Regions from separate parts of the Homo sapiens genome. Here region 2 is linked to region 1. A link is an interaction called in ENCODE POLR2A ChIA-PET data of the cell type or tissue named here. Cell type or tissue: endothelial cell of umbilical vein. All regions are shown on one strand. Each heading gives the region's core, and the rest is flanking DNA. Links, peaks and the distances in the headings are about the cores only.

Evidence for each region. ChIA-PET counts read pairs that join two places held together with the same protein. Peaks named below come from ENCODE experiments on the same cell type or tissue, not always from the same donor. Only the 100,000 strongest peaks of a DNase experiment are listed, where the experiment ranks them.
Region 2: POLR2A ChIA-PET joins it to region 1 with 6 read pairs; 18 of 35 experiments call an interaction of 5 or more read pairs at or near these places.

Annotation. Positions count from the first base shown.
Region 1 is chr19:47,382,801-47,387,185 of GRCh38, forward strand. No RefSeq gene overlaps it. Among named protein-coding and RNA genes, the nearest start is that of MEIS3, 35 kb to the right of the region's middle. In endothelial cell of umbilical vein, for the core only: no CTCF peak of the experiment used is centred there; no DNase peak of the experiment used is centred there.
Region 2 is chr19:47,328,349-47,332,733 of GRCh38, forward strand. It overlaps C5AR2 (complement C5a receptor 2), which reads left to right and starts at 3,827. Exons shown (of 2, transcript NM_001271749.2): 1 at 3,827-4,001. In endothelial cell of umbilical vein, for the core only: no CTCF peak of the experiment used is centred there; a DNase peak (open chromatin) is centred at 2,303; H3K4me3 peaks cover 252 bases; H3K27ac peaks cover 591 bases.

The DNA.
Region 1 (4,385 bases), core at 116-4,115:
GAAACCCTGTCTCTACTAGAAATACAAAAACTTAGCTGGGTGTGGTGGTGGGCATCTTTAATCCCAGCTACTGGGGAGGCTGAGGCAGGGGAATCACTTGAACCTGGGAGGCAGAGGTTGCAATGAGCTGAGATCATGCCATTGCACTCCAGCCTGGGCGACAAGAGTGAAACTCCATCTCAAAAAAAAAAAAAAAAAAATCAGGCTGAGGCAGGTGGTTTGCCTGAGCTCAGGAGTTTGAGACCAGCCTGGGCAACACGGTGAAACCCCATCTCTATTAAAATACAAAAAATTAGCTGGGCGTGGCAGCGTGTGCCTGTAATCCCAGCTATTCAGGAGGCTGAGACAGGAGAATTGCTAGAACCCAGGAGGCGGAGGTTGCTTGTGAGCCGAGATCGTGCCACTGCACTCCAGCCTGGGTGACAGAGCGAGACTCCATCTCTAAAAGAAAAAAAGAAAATGAAAAGAACAATAAAATCACTCAGGAGAAAAAGAAGGCACGGCATAGGAATGGAAGGAGGACAACCTGTAGGTCCTACAGATGCGAAAAGGAGAAGAGAATACGATAAACAACGTGCCACACAGAAATTCACTCATTTGAAATGGAAAAAATTATTGAAAGACACTAGCTACCCAAAGCTCATTCAGGAAGAAATAGATAACCGGAACAACTCTATTAAGGAAATGTAATTCATAGTTAACAAAGAGAACAGGCTCAGATGGGCTCCCTGGTGACGTCTACCAAACATGGAAATGATACTCGCCCACACCCACTTGGCCACAGCATAGGGGAGGACGCCTCCTGACTGATGTTATGAGGTCAGCATTATCCTGCTGCTAAAAGCAGGCTATGACAATGCAAGAAAAGAAAACTCTAAGCCTTATGAACATAGACAAAAACCCTAAATAGGAGTTCAGCACATCATATTTAGCAATATATAAATACAGTACATCATGGCCAACTGGGGCTTATTCTAGGAATGGAAGGTTGATTTAACATTTGAAAATCAATCTGATTCACCATATTAGAAACAGAAAAAAAAAAAAAGGTTGGGCATGGTGGTTCATGCCTGTAATTCCAGCACTTTGGGAGGCCGATAAGGGTGGATCAGTTGAGTCCAGGAGTTCCAGACTGGGATGGGGAACATAGCAAGACCCTGTCTCTATTAAAAAACACAAAAATTAGCCAGGTGTGGTGGTGCACGCCTATAGTCCCAGCTGCTCGGGAGGCTGAGGTGGGAAGATCACTTGGTGTCAGAAGGCAGACATTGCAGTGAGCTGAGATTGTGCCACTGCACTCCAGCCTGGGCAACAGAGCAAGACCCCATCTCAAAGAAAAAAAGTATATAAACCCCTAGTCTTAGTCAGGGAGATGGATTTGAGAGTCATTTCCCATCTCCTTGGCTGCACATCTCATTAAAGCCTTCTTCTTGGCAATACTCGCTTTAGTGATTGGCTTTCTGTGCGACCAGCAGCAGGACCTGGACTGAACCCCTGATTTTTGGTAACAGATTCCATTCAACAGTTTTTTTTTTTTTTTTTTTTTTTTTTTTTTTTTTTTTTTTTTTGAGGCAGGGTCTCGTTCTGTTGCCCGGGCTGGAGTGCAGTGGTGCAATCTCAGCTTACTGCAGCCTCCACCTCCTGGGCTCAAGTGATCCTCCCAAATCAGTCTCCCAAGTACCTGGGATTACAGGCATGTGCCACCATGCCCAGCTAATTTTTGGGTGTGAATAGGTTTTTTTGTTTGTTTTTTGTAGAGAGTTTCACCATGATGCCCAGGTTGGTCTGGAACCATGGGCTTCCTTTCTTTCCAAGGAAGAAGGCTTTAATCAGATGCGTGGCTGAGGAGATGGGAAATCAGTCTCAAATCCGTCTCCCTAACTAAAACTAGGGGTTTATATACTTTTTTTCTTTGAGATGGGGTCTTGCTCTGTTGCCCAGGCTGGAGTGCAGTGGCACAATCTCAGCTCACTGCAATGTCTGCCTTCTGACACCAAGTGATCTTCCCACCTCAGCCTCCCGAGTAGCTGGGACTATAAGCGTGCACCACCACACCTGGCTAAATTTTGTGTTTGGTGATCTGCCCACCTCAGCTTCCCAAAATGCTGAGATTACAGGTGTGAGCCACTGCACCCGGCTCATTCAACAGTATTTATTTAATTTATTTATTTTTGAGGCGGAGTTTCGCTCTTGTTGCTGAGGCTGGAGTGCAATGGCTCAATCTCGGCTCACTGCAACCTCCGCCTCCCGGGTTCAAGTGGTTCTCCTGCCTCAGCCTCCCAAGTACCTGGGATTACAGGCGAGTGTCACCACACCCAGCTAATTTTGTATTTTTAGTAGAGACGGGGGTTTCTCTATGTTGGTCAGGCTGGTCTCGAACTCCCGACCTCAGGTGATCTGCCCGCCTCAGCCTCCTAAAAATGTTGAGATTACAGGCATGAGCCACCACGCTCAGCCTCAACAGTCTTTTAAAATGTTCCTCTTGAAGGCTAACATGCACAAATTATAAGTAAACAGCTTGGTGAATTTTCCCAGATGAAACATACCTGTGCCAGCAGCACCCAGATAAAAAAATAAAACACCAGCAGCCCTCCACCCGCTGCAGCCCAGCTCCTCCGTCTCCCAGGAGTGTCCAATATTCTTTTTTTTTGAGATGGAGTTTTGCTCTTGTCGCCCAGGCTGGAGTGCAACGGTGCAATCTCGGCTCCCTGCAACCTCTGCTTCTGGGATTCAAGCAATTCTCCTGCCTCAGCCTTCCGAGTATGTGGGATTACAGGCACCCGCCACCATGCCCAGCTAATTTTGCATTTTTAGTAGAGACGGGTTTTCACCATGTTGGCCAAGTTGGTCTTGAACTACTGACCTCAGGTGATCCTCCCGCCTCAGCCTCCCAAAGTGCTGGGATTACAGGCGTGAGCCACTGCACCCGGCCGTGACCAACATTCTTAATCTGTCCTCTAGTGCTGGCCACTCTAAAACTTCACAAGAATGTGCTGTCTGTGTCTAGCTTCTTTTACCCAACATGAGGTTGCATGGGCTTGGTTCATTCATTCTGTTCCATGAATTCATCACAATATATCCATTCTTTTGTCCAGGGACATTTGGCTTCCAGAAACCTACCCCTAACACCAGCCCTTCCCTCCCTCTGCAGAACAAAGGCCCCATCAGAGGGGACGTGCTGGGTGTCAGCGTCAGCTTCTGGGAGGAGGAAGGTCAGAGCTAAGGCCTGAAGGATGATGAGGTATCAGGTGGGTGGAGGGGAGACGCTCAGGAGGTGGGAAAGGCGGAGGTGCACAGGCTTGGTTCCAGGTACAAATAACGTTACTAGGAGCACACAGTACCTGGATTTTGATGAATACATTGTACATTTCTGTCCTGTATGTATCCAGGGTTATAGGACGTGATTATAGGACACGCATATATGTTTGGTTTTAGTGGACTCTTAAAAATTGTTTTCCAGGGGCCGGGCACAGTGGCTTACGCCTGTAATCCCAGCACTTTGGGAGGCCTAGGCGGGCAGATCACCTGAGGTCAGGAGTTCAAGATCAGCCTGACCAACATGGAGAAACCCCGTCTCTATTGGGAGGCCGAGGCGGGAGGATCACAAAGTCAGGAGATCGAGACCATCCTGGCTAACACGGTGAAACCCCGTCTCTACTAAAAATACAAAAAAATTAGCTGGGCGTGGTGGCGGGCGCCTGTAGTCCCAGCTACTCGGGAGGCTGAGGCAGGAGAATGGAGTGAACCCGGGAGGCAGAGCTTGCAGTGAGCCAAGATCGTGCCACTGCACTCCAGCCTGGTTGACAGAGCAAGACTCCGTCTCAAAAAAGAAAAAAAAAAAAAAAAAGAAAACCCGTCTCTACTAAAAATACAAAATTTAGCCAGGCATGGTGGCGCATGCCTGTAATCCCAGCTACTCCAGAGGCTGAGGCAGGAGAATTGCTTGAACCCGGGAGGCGGAGGTTGTGGTGAGCTGAGGTTGCGGTGAGCTGAGATTGCGCCATTGCACTCCAGCCTGGGCAACAAGAGCAAAACTCCGCCTCAAAAAAAAAAAGAAATTGTTTTCCAGGCCAGGTGCAGTAGCTCACACCTGTAATCCCAGCACTTTAGGAGGCTGAGGCGGGCGGATCACGAGGTCAGGAGTTTGAGATCAGCCTGGCCAACACGGTGAAACCTTGTCTCTATGAAAAATTCAAAAATTAGCCAGGTGTGGTGGCGGGCACCTGTAATCCCAGCTACTTGGGAGGCTGAGGCAGGAGAATCGCTTGAACCCAGGAGGTGGAGGTTGCAGTGAGCCAAGATTGCACTACTGCACTCCAGCATTGATGACAGATCTAGACTCCATCTCAAAAAAAAAAAAGAAAAAAAAAAAGAGTTGTTTACAT
Region 2 (4,385 bases), core at 130-4,129, 54 kb before region 1:
AAAGAAAAAAAGAAGCAAAAAAAATCCTTGTAGGATGTTCTCATTCAAAATTTCTCCCAGGAGGAAATGGCTGGTGAGTTGAGGGGGTAGTGCTCGGCTTTTCACAGGGTGGCTGAGAGAGAATCCCCTGCACGTACACACTGGCCCCCCTCCTGCCTTCCGAGGCCTGTAGAGACCCTGTTCTTGGCCCATAGCAACCCCCAGACCTCCAAGTGACAGCCCTCAGCTCCAGGGACACCAGAAAATCTTTGCCTTCCCAAATCTAAGATTTTTGTTTTGTTTTTGTTTTTTTGGAAACGGAGTCCTGCTCTGTCGCCCAGGCTGGAGTGCAGTGGTGCCATCTTGGCTCATTGCAACCTCCACCTCCCAGGTTCAAACAATTCTCCTGCCTCAGCCTCCTGAGTAGCTGGGATTACAGGTACTCCCCAACCAAGCCTGACTAATTTTTTTTTTTTTTTGTATTTTCAGTAGAGACAGGGTTTCACAATGTTGGCCAGGTGGGTCTGGAACTCCTGACCTCAAATGATCCACTGGCCTTGGCTTCCCAAAGTGCTGGGATTACAGAAGTAAGCCACTGCGCCCAGCCTCAAATCTAAGACACTTAAAAATTTGTTTTTTTGGTTTTTTTTTTTTGAGACGCAGTTTCGCTCTTGTTGCCCAGGCTACAGTGCAATGGCGCGATCTCGGCTCACCGCAACCTCCGCCTCCCAGGTTCAAGCGATTCTCCTGCCTTAGCCTCCCGAGTAGCTGGGATTACAGGCGCCCACCACCTAGGCTAATTTTGTATTTTTAGTAGAGACGGGGTTTCTCCATGTTGGTCAGGCTGGTCTTGAACTCCCGACCTCAGGTGATCCACCCACCTTGGCATCCCAAAGTGCTGGGATTACAGGCATGAGCCACCGTGACTGGCAATTTTTTTAAAATTTTAAATTATTTTTTCGAGTCAGGGCCTTTCTCTGTTGCTCAGGCTGGAGTGCAGTGGTGCATTCACAGTTCACTGCAGCCTTGAGCTCTTGGGCTCAAGCGATCCTCCCTCCTCAGCCTCCACCTCCCACTTCAGCCTCCAGAGTAGCAGGACTACAGGCTCGCTCCAACACGCCTGGCTAATTAAAACAAATTCTAGGGGGGCAGATGCTGTGGCTAGCACACGTAATCACGGCACTTTGGAAGGCCAGTGTGGGAGGATTGCTCGAGCCTAGGAATTGGAGGCAAGACTAGGCAACAGAGACAGACCCCATCTCTACAAAAAGTTTTTTAAAAAATTAGCTGGGTGTGGTGGCTTGAGCCTGTAGTCCCAACTACTTTGGGGGCTGAGGTGGGAGGATTGCTTGAACCCAGGAGGTCAAGGCTGCGGTGAGCTGTGATCACACCACTGCACTCCAATCTGGGTGAAGAGTCAGACCCTGGATTAAAAAAATATATATTTTTCCCCCAGAGACAGCATCTCACTATGTTGGTCAGGCTGGTCTCAAAATCCTAGCCTCAAGCAGTCCTCACACCTCGGCCTCCTAAAGTGTGGAGATTAGAGGTGTAAGCCATCCTGCCTGGCTGCAATTCTAAGAAATGTATGTTGAAAAACTTAGTGGATGTATCAGGAGTTTATCAAGATGAAGCATCTGAGGAACAGACCATCGTTAACTTTTCAAGTTAAAGCAAGTTTGAGCTCCCGGGCGTGGTGGCTCATGCCTGTAATCCCAGCACTTTGGGAGGCCGAGGTGGGCAGATCATGAGGTCAGGAGATCGAGACCATCCTGGCTAACACGGCGAAACCCCGTCTCTACTAAAAATACAAAAAAAATTAGCCGGGCGTGGTGGCGGGTGCCTGTAGTCCCAGCTACTCGGGGGGGCTGAGGCAGGAGAATGGTGTGAACCCGGGAGGTGGAGCTTGCAGTGAGCCGAGATCGCGCCACTGCACTCCAGCCTGGGCAACAGAGACAGACTCCGTCTCAAAAAAAAAAAAAAAAAGAAAGAAAAAAAGAAAGTTTGAGCTGATAAAGGGAAGGTTCCACCTCGGTTTCTTTCCTCTTAATCTCTTCTTCAGGCCAGGGCAGATTCCCACAGGAGATTGGGGCTGGCAGGATGTCCCTCCTCTCCCAAGGAGGGGGCTTCCCGGGACAGAAGAGGAGGGGAGGGGACTTGGGGGATGTTTTCCTCTCTGAGGGTCCGGGGTGAGGGTCAGCCAACGCAGGGTCACCTAGTCAGGGAAACAGAGTGGAGGAAGCCCTGGGTCAAACAGTGAGTCCCAGCTCCTTGTCTCACGAACAACTTCCTCTAGCAAAGTGATTTCATTCTCTAAAACAATAACAAAAGAAGTGTGTAAATATATCCCTTGAATCCCTAAAGCACGCACAAAAAAAGCACAAACAGAAAGAACTGCTGAATAAAGAGGTTCCAAAGTTGGGGTTGGAGCCACTTCCTCTTGCTAAGCCTGCGTGGTATGTGTACTTTAAGAATTCACGTTACAGTCTTGTTGCTGTTGCGTGAGCCTAGCGTATACTATGTGCCAGGCACTGCTCCGGTTTTTTTGTTTTTGTTTTTTTGAGACAGAGTCTCACTCTGTCGCCCAGGCTGGAGTGCAATGGTGAGATCTCGGCTCACTGGAACCTCCGCCTCCTCGGTTCAAATGATTCTCCTGCCTCGGCCTCCCGAGTAGCTGGGATTACAGGCACGCACCACCACGCCCAGCTAATTTTTGTATTTTTAGTAGAGATGGTGTTCTGCCATGTTGGCCAGGCTGGTCTTGAACACTTGACTTCAAGTGATCCACCTGCCTCGGCCTCCCAAAGTGCTGGGATTACAGATGTGAGCTACCGCGCCCAGCCAGTTCTGTGCGTTTTAAATGTATCCAACGCTCATAGCAAACATCCACTGCACAGATGAGGAAGTTGAGGTTCAGAGGGGCTGAGGCCCTGAACTTTGATGAGGGTGTGTCGACCTGGAATATGAATCTCATCATTCTGGCCCTTGAGTTCTTGTTCTCAGCCACTGTGATATGCTGGAAGAGGTTAAGAATTGCTATCACGGCTGTGGCTCACTTCTGTAATCCCAGCCCTTTGGGAGGTCGAGGTGTGAGGATGGCTTGAGGCTGGGCAACACAGCAAGGCCGCACCTCTACAGAAAATTTTAAAAAATTAGCCAGGTATGTTGGTGCATGCCTGTAGTCCTAGCTACTCAGGAGGCTGAGGTGGGAGGATCACTTGAGCCTAGGAGTTTGAGGCTGCAGTGAGGCATAATGTTTTCACTGCACGCCAGTCTGAGCGACAGAGCAAGACTCCATCTCTAAAAAAAGTAAAGCATCGCTATGGCCAACAACATCTTCCCATTCTACAGATGGAAAATTGAGGCCCAAGAAAGGAGTTGTTTGTGCTTTTTCTACCACTGAGGCGTTGGGCCCTGCGCTCAGCTGCTGTGGTCTTTTTGTGGAGAATGTGACCCCAGGCTGTCTTCCTCAGAGCCGAGGAGGAGGGAGGGATGTTTGTCTGTCCTGAGGCTGCAGAAGGGAGGGGTTGAACACAGTTAGAGGCCTGGAGGTGGCTGGGGGCAGCTGGCATGTTGTGGGCAAACAGAATCCAGGCCAAGACCTCTAAGGCGTTAAAGAGCAAACCGCATGCAGGTCTGGCTTCCAGGAAGGTGGGACTTCGAGACTAGGGTTGGGGACTTGGGATCAGCCCTCCACCCAACCGAGCCCTCTCCTGCCCTGCCAGCCACCCCGTAATTTTGGGTTCTGTGAGTCACGGGAAGAAGACAGGACAAACACACCCTGAGAGCGAGACAAGGCCACTCCTATTTTGTACTGCTTATAAAGATTCACTGGGACTGGTGAGGTGGCAGTGCTCAGCAGCATCCGACAGGAGCCCTGGCAAACAGGACGGATTTCCAGGACTCTACCAGCTGCCAGACACGGCAGGGAGAGACCCCAGACCTCCTGGGTCCTGGCTGTGGGCCCGGATTGGGCTCCCAAGTGGCGTTTGACTCACGTGGGGACACTCTTGGAAGAGACGGTAAGGATGGAGGCTACAAGGGCGGGAAGGAGGGAGAGAGAGATTGCATGATCTTGGCTTCTCGGAATCATTACTTTCAGAATCTGGGAAGCAGAACTAGAGTTTGAGAAGTGCAGTCTTATTACAGCCACACTGGAACGCACGTCACAGTCCTGGGCTCTTGAATTAACTTGGGCAGCCCAGCAGCAAAGCTCTTGTCAAAGGATCTAAGCATTTTTTTTCTTTCTCTTTTTGGAGACAGGTTTTCATTCTTGTTGCCCAGGCTGGAGTGCAATGGTGCCATCTTGGCTCACCGCAACCTCCACCTCCCAGGTTCAAGGGATTCTCTTGTCTCAGCTGGGATTACAAGCGCATGCCACCATGCCTGGCTAATTTTGTATTTTT